Regions from separate parts of the Homo sapiens genome. Here region 1 is linked to region 2. Evidence: chromatin contacts called from ENCODE Hi-C data. All regions are on one chromosome and are shown on one strand. Each heading gives the region's core, a stretch centred on a gene start or an enhancer-like site at or near the end of the contact. The rest is flanking DNA. Distances are from core to core; before and after follow the strand shown.

Region 1 (6,982 bases), core at 1,595-4,094, 4.1 Mb before region 2:
CAAATGATAATACTAACACAGAAAAGATAACCAACTTGCTGTAATCACACCCGGTGTAAATGGCCAAAGTCAGATGTTCAGCACTCTTCTCTATACTACACCATTCCACACAGGGCTCAAGGAGGTTCAAAAGAGAGTAGGTGGCTTCAAGCATTCCCTGAAAGACACATGATATTTTAAAAAAAAAAAAAAGCATTGAAGCTTTCTGACATCTGCTAAAAGACCTCTTTAGTGGTTTGATACCAAGAACACATTACTGCATGAATCCTCCAGCAAGTACCGCTCTTGAAGGAGAGGGCTCTGAATAGCAATTTGATCTGACCTAGTCCTAAACATTAGCTTGGATTCAATATCTAGGAAGCAGTAGGATGTTGTTGTTTTTAATTTCTCTAAGACATTTCTCACTGGACACCCAGGATCTAAGTATTCATCAGCATGGTGTGAGTGCGGGTGTGTTTTTCCTAGGTTTTAGCTTTATATAGAACACTCACTTGGACCTGGTGAAGATACCAATATCTAACACGCATTCCCATACAACTCTAATGATAAGCCTATGAGGTAGATATCTTTATTGACTCTTTCACTGATGAAACTGAAGTCCAGAAAGATTAAGTGGGTTGCTTAGGGCCACACAGTGTATCAGTAGCAAAGCAGAAAATACAGTGTAGACTGCAACCGAACTCATTAGATTCCTTGCAAAGCCTTCTCTTCTCCCTCCTCTATTCATTTTAGTGAATGACGTGACTCAGTCCCTCAAATCTAGAGATTAACATCCACAACTCCTCTTTTACTCATCCAATTGATCACTAAGTCCTGTGAATTCTACCTCTAAATGTCTTTTCTCTTCACTCTTGTTACATTAGTTCCTCTCTCTGCTGTGTTGTTGCGGTTGCCTCCTATTTTGTTCTTCTTGCCTCGTGTCTCTCCTTTCTCCAATCAGACACAGCATCCCTGAGTTAGCTTCAAAATACATAACTTCACATCCCAGCTTAAAACCTGCAGTGGCTCCCCAGTCTCTAGAGAGTAGGTCCAGACTCCTTCACGTGAACCCTGTGCAACCTCTCTTTTCAGCCAGGATAACCACACTCCAAAGTACTCTCCTTGTTCCAAGCCCAGACTTTGCTTTTTCCTCCCTCTTTGCTTTTGCATGAGTTGTCCTCTCTACCTGGTATGGCTTCCCTTCTTGGCCTGAAAAACGCTTATGTTTCAGGAACCCGAATTCACCTCCTCTGAAACTATTTTTTTTGACATTATAGTACTACTAGTGGCTCCTTTTTTATTAGAGGAACATTTTGACCACACCTCTGTTATAGCACCTGTCATATTGTTTTAAGATTATTTCTCTTCCCCACTAGATTGAAGAGCATACACCATCAGTGACTTGTCTTTGTATCCCAGAGCCCAGCACAGTGTGTATAGGAGCTGTTCACTAGAAATTGGTGAAAGGCAAGGAGGAGGAACAGACTGAACCAAGGACAGCAGGACCAGTAGTTTCATTGCTCAGTGAGTTCAGGACACTGTGTGAGGCTTAATGCTTCAGCTTATATCTATCTGAAGCAAGATGGTAGAACATTTTTCCAAAGCAAGTTAATTTTCCACCCAAGAGGATGAAGGGAGAGAAGGCTGAAGGAAGAGGGGGCAAAGCTGAGGCTTTCTTTCCTTCAGGGACTATTTTCTGTGGCCTGAGGCAACACATTTACTAACTTCAGAAACATCTCAGCTGAAGTCCCGCAGCAAAAAAGGGTAAAAGGGGAACTAGGCTGGAACCTTGTTAGGATTTACAAAGAGAACAGCATGACCACTCCAGAAGGGTTATAAAAATGCTTCACCACTAACTCCACCAAACCCTCCTGCTGTAAACAGCTCTAATGCTAGTGACTACCCTCAGACACTTACTGTCTATCCCTTTAGGGTGTTCTTAAAATACACCGGAAAGAACGGAGGTAAAAATACTGGAGTGTTTCCTCCACACTGGAAAGAGGTGAGTCATATCATTGTGATTGGTGTTTTAAGTATATTTTTATTGTTATTTTAAATGGCATTCAAGTTTAGCTTCAAGTTCAACAGCAGTCTTAGCCTACTTCCTCCCACACAAATACTCCTGCCAGTAAATAGGCACTCTTAAATAAAACAGTGCCTGCAAGAACCTTCTGACCCATTGAAATTAGTCTTGCCCTGTCTTCAGAGGTGTATTCGTCCCTCTCTGGGTGTAGAGCGGTATTTAAGGGTGACACTCGGGCACGCAGGAGGTGTGGCAGGGGGCGGGGAATGCAAGGTCACTGTGGCTCAGGGGCGGGTGTGGGTGCAGGCGCGTTGGGAGGACCCTGGGCGCCCTGGGAAGTCCGAGGGCAGGCGGCAGGGCTGGCGGGCAGCAGTGCTGGCTTCCGACGTGAGGTGGTGACGGCGGGCCCTGCGCCCAGGCCCTGTGCTGCCGACCGCTGTCCTGGCTGCGCAGCTCCCCAGCAGGCGCCGGGCTCAGGTCGCGCCTTCAGTTAGCGCTCAGCCTGCGCTACTGCGTCTCCTCCGCTTGCGATTTCTGGTCGGATCCCAGCTGGCCCAGACTTGCTCTGAAGTAGGAGGAACCGCTGTCGAGCGAAAAGTGCACACCGGGTGATTGATGAACTCTTAATAGAACTAACCTCTCCTGCCCCCAACCCTAGACACACACAGAGAAAACCTCCACCCCAGCCCCTTCTCCAGTCCTCCTCGCGGGCGAGAGGGGACGCGGCCGCCAGCCGGTAGGGTGATTAACTCACCGTCTGTCTTTGCAAAAGTGTTCCAGGTGGATCAGGAGCGCCAGCCCACCCCGCCCGCAGCCTGGCCGCTCGCTGAGGCGCGGAGAGCGCGGAACGAGCGCGCGCATCACGTGGCGGCGCGGACGTTTGTGCCGCGCGCCCGCCAGACCGCCCAGGAGGCGGCGGCTATTGTTCCCCGCAGGGGCCCGGGGCGCCCTGAAACGGGGTCCACGTCAGCCCGCTCCCGAGCGTGTCCTCAGGTCTAAGGACGGGTGGGGCTTCCTTTGTGTGTTCTCTGGAAGGGGCTGGGATGGCGTCGTTGCTGCCCCAAGGGGTAACCGAGGGGGATTGAGGGAAGATGGTACCAGCTCCCTAGAGCTCAGCTCACCAGACCTACTCTTCCGCTCGACCCTTGCAGAGGAGGTGGGGACGGATATGGTATTTGTAGGGCAGCGCTGTGAACAATGGAGCCATCAAAAAGGCCTTCTCCCAGCCTCCTCACCAACCACGGACATTCCTGGCCCAACAAGACCTCCTGGCCAGGTTTTGAGCCCTGCTTCCCAGGTAAAAACACTGCCTGTACCAGAGCTCTCCATGAATTTTGGTTTAAATTAGGATTTAAATTCTTCTGGCCCTTACTAATGTTAAAACCCAGCTTTTATGATTTCTCCAGGTAGTATTCTTTCCTTAAAATAATCCAGACTAGCTATAGGAACCAATCAGGACATTTTGCCCAAGATCTAGGACAGAAAGACTCATGCAGTAACTCCTGCCTTACAGATCTGGGGACCCTTCACCTGCCTCTACTACTGCAAATGATTGGATATTCGTCTGACTTGGCTCTTCCCTAATGTGTGGAACTAATTTTGTTCACTCTGTTTCATGCTGGACCTGGCCTGAAAATGGGCCCTTATATTGTCTTTGCACTTTCCAACTTGCCAAGGTAGGTGTGAAACCTGAGGGAAGTTTTTAGGAATAGGCTTTAGGCCAGGTACTTAAATCCATTTGTTCCCAACCTTGGACTCCAAAGATAAGGGCATTTGTAGCTGGAGTAGAAAAGAAGGGAACAATGAGAACTAAGATTTCATCCTCTGTGATGATTCTTATCATTCACCGTCCTTCCTCTCCAGCATCACCAGTGCAGAAAGTGCAGAGGACTTATGTACCCAATCTTTTTTTTTTTTTTTTTTTTTTTTTGAGATAGAGTTTCACTCTTGATGCCCAGGCTGGAGTGCAATGGTGTGATCTCAGCTCACTGCAACCTTGCCTCCCAGGTACAAACGATTCTCCTGTCTCAGCCTCCCAATATACCCAATCTTTCTCCTTTCTATCCAGGCCTTCTGCAAGAGAGATCTAAGAACCAGCCCTCAAAGATGGTAAGGGCTTGGCTAGTGACAGCCCAGTCTCAGCTCCCTGTGCCCAAAGTGTCGGAACAGGGCCACTCAACCCAAGCCCTACATATATACTCTGGGAAGTTGCAGTGCCTCGAAGTGATCAGGCCATAGTCCTGTGAAGACTGGGGTCATCCATGTCCCTTCCTGCCTACTCACAAACTTCTGTTCTTCCTATTCTTTTCTTTCAGTTTCTGAAAGAAGGACCAAAGTAATGCCAAGAACTCCCAGATGAAGAGGACCTTCCTTAGACCTATAACAGATTCACTACTTGACTTCAGAGGGAAGTTTCAGCTAATTCTCAGGAAAAGGTCAAAACAGGCCTGTGACTGTCCCTTGAATACTGAAGGTATAAACAAGCTTCTGGCTCCTCCAGGTCAAGCAGAGGAACACTTTTATTAGAATGAAGGGTTACTTCTTTGTTATTCAAACACACACCCACACACATCCTCTGTAGTCTCCCTAATGAAAAACCTCAACAGATGGAGAGCCTGAGCTCCCAAGTCCGCAGGCTGAGAAGATGCACTTCACTCAAGGGCCAGTGGGCTGGTACAGACTAGGGAAGAGAAAAGGGACAAAGGCTGCTAGTATAGGTAATCACTATCTTTTAATACTCCTAACACATAGAAATTCGAAAAATCTTGTTCAGCAATGTTAGCAGCCTGTGAGCCTCGGAAACTAATTTGGCTGATGTGTCTCTGATAGGGAGCTTGGGGCTGCACCAAGGGGAAACATTCTCCTCCTGTATTCTCTCCTCTCTCTCGTTTGAAAGCCTGTACAAAGAAATGGTACAAATGGATGGTTAACTTAATGATTCCATCAGAGGCAGATTTTTCTCTGTCAGGTCCCTGGATAAGGTGGAGGTCTGAAAGCCAGGAGACAGAATATGTACTTAATCGCCCTTTCTGACCTGCTTACCAGTGACCAGGACTACTCTCCAGGCCTTTCTTCTGCCACTTCCCCATTCTTCCTGGCTAGTTCAGTTGGGTCTCAGCACTTCAACTCCTGGCTGGATCCTGAGTTTTTCTTGGTTGCAGGGAAAGCTCTCACTGTCTGCATCTCCTTCCCCACCCCCACCTCCCGTTTTGCAGCTGGCCATTCTGGCTGCCTCACAGCTATCCTGCCTTAATTCATATTTGATTGCCTGGACAGAACCACCTAGAATGTCCAGACGACTGCCACCCCTCAGCCATGGGCCTGAGATCCTGCCCTGACCCCTTTCTTCAGACCCCAGGAGGACCCACAATCTCCCTGATCCCCACCTTCCCCAAAGTAGTCTCTAGGAAAAAAGCAGAGCTGGCTAAGGCCTGAGACAGAGCCATTTCTTCCCCTTGGGCAAACGAGGTAGACCCTCCCAGAGACCAATGCCGGAGAGGCCCGGATCCGAGCTCCCTTTATATGGCCTCCCCCATCACGGATCCCGTGGGAAAACCTGACACACAATGGCGCGGCTGCTCCGGGCACCCTCAACCCAGCGCCCTGCGGCAAGGCCTGGAGCAGCCTGGTGGTCTTGGTGCGCTCCCTTTGCCCTCCCCGCAACCCTCTGCGAGCACTCGTCCCAGGAGAGAGACCCTGGCTAGGGTGGAGGTTGCCTCCCGCAAAGGGCGCTGTTGCTGGGGCCTCCCCTCCCCCATTCTCTTGTTTTTCTGCTTCTGAGACTCGGGAGGGAGGCGGCAGGCGCCTCCGCAGCCGATAGAGCAGCTATTGTGACCTTCCCTTGCAGAGCGGGAACCCAGCCGAGTGTGTACCGCCGGCGGTGGCGGGGGAGGAGGCGACTGTGTGTGCAAACCTCAGTCGGAGAGGGGGTGGCGCTGGGAAATAAAGGTTTGCAACCTCAGGCAGTTGGGCCCTTCAGAGGGCGTTTGGTTGTGTTTAGACTCGGTTGCTTTCTAACACTAATTGCAGGCTCAAAAGGAGCGGAATTTATTGCGAAGGCCAAGGCGGCTTGTTTATAATTTATGAAGTTTTAAATGGCTGTGCCGCGGGCCCCAACTTTCTCCTGGGCTGGCAGCCGCGCGGAAACGCGCCCTCCCCCGGCTCGCCGCCCACCCCCACCCACGCCCCTCAGATGAGTCTCACGCCAATGGCAGGAACAGATCCGAGCTATTAGAAGTCTCGGGAACCTCCAGAGATGACAGAAGGTGGCAGATTTGGTCCAAGCCCTCACCCCACTCGAGAGGAGGGCGTCGGGGAAAGCTGTGGCTGCCTGGAGAGGGAGCCCCTGATCCCACACTTCCTTGGAGCCTGAGTGTGAGAGGAAGCTAATGTCAGCCGGGCTAGACACCGTTTAAAGTCTAATCCATGAAACCCTAAGCCGCAAATGACACTTGGGGCTTTGCAGACACCCGCAGACTCAGCAGATACTCCTGCGGTAACACACTGTGCTGGAAAACGCCTGGAGCCATGACACATTACGTATTTTTATTATTATTTATGGTAGGAAGAGGAGATGAGGGAAAATCGGGCTGAATCTAAGCAGCCTGACAATTCAGCTAGTTAATATTTAGCCAGTTAAGAAAGGTGGTTGTAATCCCTGCAAGGCAGTGAGCTCTCCTTTGATTTCTCTAATAGCTTAAAAAATAATTTCTTACAAGACAATTAGAAATTCTGCCTATGGATGCAAATTTCATAGAAAACAATGTTAAGCCTTGAAAGTGGGTAAAATGTGCCTTCGATTGAAGTCATTTATTCTGTTGATACACTTCTACAACATATATATTTTAAACCTGCTCAGATAAAGTGAAATTTAGCAAAAGGATATCCCCTCCCACCCCCAAATCTAACATGCCATTTTAAAAACAGCACAAAGGAACAAGGAAACTAAATATTATTTTGAGCCATCATTACTTAGTGAAA
Region 2 (6,590 bases), core at 1,200-3,699:
TGCTAATTAATGGAAGTTACTGAATAAATAAAATACAACAAATTTGCCATCATGAAAAAGCCTGGAGAACATATTTAGGGTGGGAACAAAGAACAGAGAGAAGAAGACATGGTGGTTGGATTTTTTTTTTTTTTTTTTTTTTTTGAGTCAGAGTCTCGCTCTGTCACCCAGGCTGCAGTGCAATGGCATGATCTTGTCATGATCTTGGCTCACTGCAACCTCTGCCTCGCCAGCTCAAGTGAATCTCCTGCCTCGGCCTCCCAAGTAGCTTGGATTACGGGCTCCCACCAGCAAACCTGGCTAATTTTTGTATTTTTAATAGAGATGGGGTTTCATTATGTTGGCCAGGCTGGTCTCGAACTCCTGACCTCAGGTGATTTGCCCGCCTTGGCCTCCCAAAGTGCTGGGATTACAGGTGTGAGCCACCGTGCCCAGCAGGCGGTTGGATTTTTAAAATTGTCTTTTTCAGGGAATTTTTTTTCTACATTAGATCAAAGCAGCTACCACTGTGGTGACAGAAAGAGTTGGAATTTGAAGTCAAAACACCAAAAGGCGGGCAGATCACGAGGTCAGGAATTCGAGACCAGCCTGACCAACATGGTGAAACCCCATCTCTACTAAAAATACGAAAATTAGCCGGGAGTGGTGGCGCGCGCCTGTAATCCCAGCTACTTACGAGGCTGAGGCAGGAGAATCGCTTGAACCCAGGAGGTGGAGGTTGCAGTGAGCCAAGATGGCGCCACTGCACTCCAGCCTGGGTGACAGAGTGAGACTCCGTCTCAAAAAAACAAAAACAAACAAAAAAACACCAAAAGGCAATCATGTTTCAATATCAAGAGGTTGGTTTTGCAGCTGAGGCCCACAAAGTAGGCAGAGAACCGCATAAAGCAATGCAGGTGGGTGGAGGTGAGCTCCACCTCCAACGTTTCTCATAAGCTGGCGCTTTCCATCTAGGGGCCTTCCTTAACCAAAAAAAAGCTGGGAACTAAATCCAGGTAGACTTAAAGGCGCATTACCTATCTCATTATTTCTCTGTGTGAATGCTGGAGTTTTAATTACACACTTGCTTTTTATGGGGAAGAAGACCAAAGATCATATTTTTGAAGGTATCAACTTGTTTTCTATCAGACAGTTGTTTTAACAAGTTCTTTCAGCGACATGTTATGTCTTTAGGAAAGGGTGCTTCAGATGGTGCGCACTAGCACAATTTTGTGGCTTTTAATTACTATTTTGTTCTTTTGGGGGGTTTCAGAGGCTGGCGCCTGGGCGTGATTAGACCGTCTACCCCGCCCCCCGCAACCTCGCACACTGCCCACCAGGTGGCGCCACAAAGCAAGCGCTGCCGCAGGAACTTCGGACTTGGGAGTCCAGCAAGTCGTGCAGTCCATCACCGTCGGGCCAAGGTTTCCAACTACAAGGTTATAGAGACAGAGGAAGTCACCATTTCCGATTTTTTAAAAAACAGAGGGAAAAGAAAAAAATTGCAATGATAGGGTAGAACAGGGTCCTAAAATGCAAAACTGTAAAACAGGATTAAATTCAACAAACCAGATAAAACTTTTTATATTTGTTGTAAATTTACAGAGAAGTGATAAATCTAGTATCTACTTGATAAATCTATAATCTCACCTATTATCCTATTTCCTTTTTCGCAAGAGCATCGAATTTTCAAGGACAACTGGTGAACCTTTCCACCCGAAGGAGGAAGTCCTCGGGATGGCTTTCAGGGTGTCATTTACTTATCAAACGTATATAATTACTCAGAGTCTCGCGTGTCGGGAAAGTACCAGGGAAAGTGGTTTCAAATATACTATTAGCAATAATACCTTTAAGTTTATGTAGCTTCTCTTTGAAGCAACAAGGAAAACCCGTTTCAATATTATATGATTAATTGTCCTAATATCCCTGCGGATTGGTTAAGAAGCGAGCATTACACGTGGTTTGTGGATAATTAAATCAATTGATTATGTCAAGTGCCGAGTGGCTAACAAGAATAAATGCCAGACACTTCGAGGAAAAGTGAAGATAGAGCTGGCTGGACTCTGGGCACCGATGTACTTTAATGTGTTTGAAAACTGACCTCGGACATGAAAGTACGAATCACTGGAACTGGCACTTGCTCACAGAATGGGAGAGGGGACCCCACTTCTTCCTCTGAGGCAAAACGCCAGTCTGTCTCCACGCCTTCTGTCTTCCTGCTGCGGGCCACCCTGACTCCTCGCTACCTCGACCCCTCGCCTCGCTGCTCACATTCGGCGGCAGTCTGTTTGCACCTGGGGCCGCTGCAGCCGCAGCCGCAGCCACAGCGCCCACCATGTGACGCCCGCCCCTTGGCCGGGCGTTCCCGGAGCTCCGCGGCCGTTTGCTTCTGATTGGCTGTTGCTAGGTGACGTCGCCAGCGCTCACGTGACGAGTGTTAAATGCCCACACTTCAGGAGCCCGCCTGGCAGACAATCGTAAAGCCGCTCGGGGCCGCTCACCTGCTCCCGCCTCCCAGAGCCCCGACCCGGCCCAGCCACCCCTGCCCCCTCCACTGCCCGCCCCCCGCCAGAGCCCGCGCTCGCGCTGGGCAAGGAGCCGAGCGGGCCCAGAGGCCGAAAGAGGATGCGACCAGAGGCAGCTGTCCCGAGCAGCGCACGGTGATCGCCTCCCCCGGAGGAGGAGGCGCCTAGACGGTTGCCTCCTTTCTTGTTTCCCCACCACCACCCCCGTAATTACATTGGCTGCTGGAGGGGACCGGGAGAGACAGAGGAGGCGCCTGGCTTCCCCCGCACGCCCGCCACCTCTGCTCTTTCCCGTCTCGGGCCAGGATGACTGGAGTCTTTGACAGTCTAGTGGCTGATATGCACTCGACCCAGATCGCCGCCTCCAGCACGTACCACCAGCACCAGCAGCCCCCGAGCGGCGGCGGCGCCGGCCCGGGTGGCAACAGCAGCAGCAGCAGCAGCCTCCACAAGCCCCAGGAGTCGCCCACCCTTCCGGTGTCCACCGCCACCGACAGCAGCTACTACACCAACCAGCAGCACCCGGCGGGCGGCGGCGGCGGCGGGGGCTCGCCCTACGCGCACATGGGTTCCTACCAGTACCAAGCCAGCGGCCTCAACAACGTCCCTTACTCCGCCAAGAGCAGCTATGACCTGGGCTACACCGCCGCCTACACCTCCTACGCTCCCTATGGAACCAGTTCGTCCCCAGCCAACAACGAGCCTGGTATGCATAACGCTGAAGTCAAGAGTGCCGAGTCGGTCTAGTTAATGGGATGGATGGGTAAACGTGTTTGGGGCGGGGGGCCTTCGAAAGCTCTGGATTTTCACGCTGCCTGCTCACCGCCCGCTTGTGCCCTTTACCCTCCCCAGCCTCCAATCTGCCGCAGGTCGCCGGTTACGTCCCTCTCTCCTTTGGTAGGACCTGGTGGCCTCAAGAGCCAAGTGGGCGTGCTCTGCCTGCCTCATAAGGGCATCTCCTTGCCACCAGCTTCTTTCTCTTGGGTGTGCACTTGTCTCCCCCTTCCCTGGAGGGTACAGCTCCCGGGGTCGGTGGCGGCTCCGATCGCACGCTGCGAAGTTGCGCCTGCCCGTGGCGCCACAGTTCAGTGCACCCACCTCTTTGCTCAAGCCAAGTCCCCCCCGCCGGGCCCTCTAGGAGGGCGGGAACTCCAGGACCCCTGGGTTGCGCTGTTCTTACGATTCTTTATCGTTGCAGAGAAGGAGGACCTTGAGCCTGAAATTCGGATAGTGAACGGGAAGCCAAAGAAAGTCCGGAAACCCCGCACCATCTACTCCAGTTTCCAGCTGGCGGCTCTTCAGCGGCGTTTCCAAAAGACTCAATACTTGGCCTTGCCGGAGCGAGCCGAGCTGGCGGCCTCTCTGGGCCTCACCCAGACTCAGGTGGGGCTCGCGCCCTGCAGGGGCGAGGAGAGCGCGGGCCTGAGATGGCTGGGAAGCAGGCGGGTTTAGGACAATGCTTTTTAAAGTTCATTTTAAGTACTTTTAAGGATTTCCAGGCCTGCGCCTCGAGCGGCCCTAAGTAAGCTTCTAGGCCCAAAGCTGGAAACCCCCAAGGGGCCGCCGTGGGAGGGAAGGAAAGGGACCGGGTGGACAGAAATCCCGTACCTCTCGCTACTGATTAAGCGGGTGAAATAACTGGCCCTCCTCACCCTCCCGCTGTCACCATCATCACAGTGCACGTACACCAGCAGTCCTGGCCTTTTGGCAATTACCTCCCCAGGGAGCAGGAACCGGCAGAGCCTCGAAGGCCGCCGCCCGTGATCCTCTTATCTCCCCAGGGCGCTCGCTGCCCACCGCTAGCCAGCGGTTTTTCTCTGCCTTCTTTTTTCTCCTCTTCGAACCCCTACTGCCCCAAGACTAGGTTCCTCCACTAATGCTCAGGTCTTTTTCCTCAAAGGTCAAAATCTGGTTCCAGAACCGCCGGTCCAAGTTCAAGAAGATGTGGAAAAGTGGTGAGATCCCCTCGGAGCAGCACCCTGGGGCCAGCGCTTCTCCACCTTGTGCTTCGCCGCCAGTCTCAGCGCCGGCCTCCTGGGACTTTGGTGTGCCGCAGCGGATGGCGGGCGGCGGTGGTCCGGGCAGTGGCGGCAGCGGCGCCGGCAGCTCGGGCTCCAGCCCGAGCAGCGCGGCCTCGGCTTTTCTGGGCAACTACCCCTGGTACCACCAGACCTCGGGATCCGCCTCACACCTGCAGGCCACGGCGCCGCTGCTGCACCCCACTCAGACCCCGCAGCCGCATCACCACCACCACCATCACGGCGGCGGGGGCGCCCCGGTGAGCGCGGGGACGATTTTCTAACCCCAGGGAGAACTCGCCAGAGACTGAGAGCAGAGACCACTTATCCTCATTGCTTACCCCGAGCCGGGGTTCCCTCCTCCCGGCCCGCTGCCGCCACCCACCTCTCCTGCAGGCTGCGACCTGCAGTGGCCCGTCTCAGGCCCTGCTCACTCCCGGGGCCACCAAACGGGCCCCTCTCTCGGGGGAACCGGACAGCAGCTTGGCAAAGGCCTCCCTAAAAGGCCGCATTTCTGACCTGAGCCCCGGGTCTCGGCTGTTTCGAGCCCCGCCTCGGACTTGCCTTCCCTCCCCTCCGGGTGAGCCTGTCTGGCGCCTTCCTCGCCCCGGGCTGAGAGCTGGGTCCCGGGAGATGGAAGCCTCCCAGGCGCGCGAGGCTTCCCGGGCGCTCTGAGGCTTCTTTCTCCTCGCCCGCTCCCCTGGGCTCAGCTCGGACGCTGCAGTTATTGACCTCCCGGTCCCGCCTGCCCGCCCTCCCCCACGTGGCCCCTTGACCCGGGCGGCCCCGCCGCTTCTTTCCTTCCTGCAGTTCCCAGCCCTCGGAGCCCCCATCCCTTATCTTACCCCCACCGCGCTCCCCCAGGAGCGCTCCCTCAGCTCTCTCCTCATCCATCACCAGTGGAGTTTTTTTATTTGTTATTTTTTTAAAAGTTTAGGTGCCTTTGCGGATGACCTCATTTTGACGTTGAAAAAATGATTTTTTAATATGTGAACACTGCAAAAATGTGTTTAAATTATCTTTTTTAAAACCTATTCAGGATTATTAGCCTGGACTTGGACACAGAGTTTGTAAATAAAGGTGTCTGTGCAGATTTTCCCACTGATTTATTTGTATAAAAATACTCATCTTTTCAGACTTTTTTGTAAACCCCCAGTTGTGAAAACTGCAGTTTAGCAGTGACCTCAGCAACCCCTCCTTTTTATTTTTTCCTTTAAAAACATTTCAGTTAAATTAAGCTACTGATTTGGATTTGTTTTATCGTATCCTAAAGTCTTTGTTGTTGAAATGAAAGGTATTTTGGGGTTATTTATTATGAAAACAACATGCTCTTAATGTTGATTTTACAATATGAAGAGATTATTTAAATAAATTATTGTTTTCATTGGATGTGTGCGCTTTTTTCTTGGTGCCAGGGTCCGGTCAGTCACGTGCTCAGAGCTCAAGCCGCTGCCCAGGCCGGGAAGCCAGCCGGCCGAGAGCTACGTTTACATCTTTCCGAGGCTGCGACACCGCGAGGTGCGGCAAGGAGAGGACAGGCGCGCTGGGCGTGGGGCCGCACCGGGGGTTTCACGCCCCGCCCCCTCCCGAGTCCCCGCGAGGGATTCTCCGGCCGGCGGCGGGGTGACTCACTCAGCGCGGAGCGGCTCCAGCCTCCGCCTGCCCTGCCCCTCCGGCGCCGGCGCCACCGCCCCCGCGCCCGCCTAGATGGCCAGGCTCGGCACCCCAGCCGCCGCGGGGGACCTCCTGTCAGGGACCTGAGCTCTGCAGCAGCCTGAGGGTCGGAACCCTACTTTGAACCTTCCCCTCCGTTTGTCCCACCGCCCTTCGGGACTGAACTGAGAGCTCTGTGAGTCACCCTCGGGAGGCATGGCTGGCTGCTCTGGAATGCAAGCCGACCCCAACGACACGGGGCCGTGCTCGAGCGCGCGCAAACACACAATCACACACTGAGCACACTGTCACAGGCCCATCTATACTAGCACACACTCACCCATACTGATACACACTCTCACAGTCACACTCATGCTCAAATATTCTCAGGCGCACACACAATGACACACACTCG

What was found. A loop is a pair of places that touch in the nucleus more often than their neighbours do. Pooled maps may share reads with other maps.
Region 1: a loop to region 2 is called in a pooled map, with 2.2 times the contacts of the local background. The contact joins the promoter of HAGLROS here to the promoter of DLX2 in region 2. A Hi-C loop is called at or near these places in 5 of 50 pooled maps.

What each region holds. Positions count from the first base shown.
Region 1 is chr2:176,174,028-176,181,009 of GRCh38, reverse strand. It overlaps HAGLROS (HAGLR opposite strand lncRNA), which reads right to left and starts at 2,844. Exons shown (of 2, transcript NR_110457.1): 1 at 2,757-2,844; 2 at 2,001-2,585. It overlaps HAGLR (HOXD antisense growth-associated long non-coding RNA), which reads left to right. Exons shown (of 3, transcript NR_033979.2): 2 at 3,516-3,678; 3 at 4,318-6,982. RefSeq lists an enhancer at 2,653-3,447.
Region 2 is chr2:172,098,759-172,105,348 of GRCh38, reverse strand. It overlaps DLX2 (distal-less homeobox 2), which reads left to right and starts at 2,449. Exons shown (of 3, transcript NM_004405.4): 1 at 2,449-3,210; 2 at 3,703-3,887; 3 at 4,405-5,911. The coding sequence starts at 2,811. The coding sequence ends at 4,806. It overlaps DLX2-DT (DLX2 divergent transcript), which reads right to left and starts at 2,343. Exons shown (of 5, transcript NR_126376.1): 1 at 2,081-2,343; 2 at 1,317-1,411. RefSeq lists silencers at 2,448-2,647, 6,007-6,236.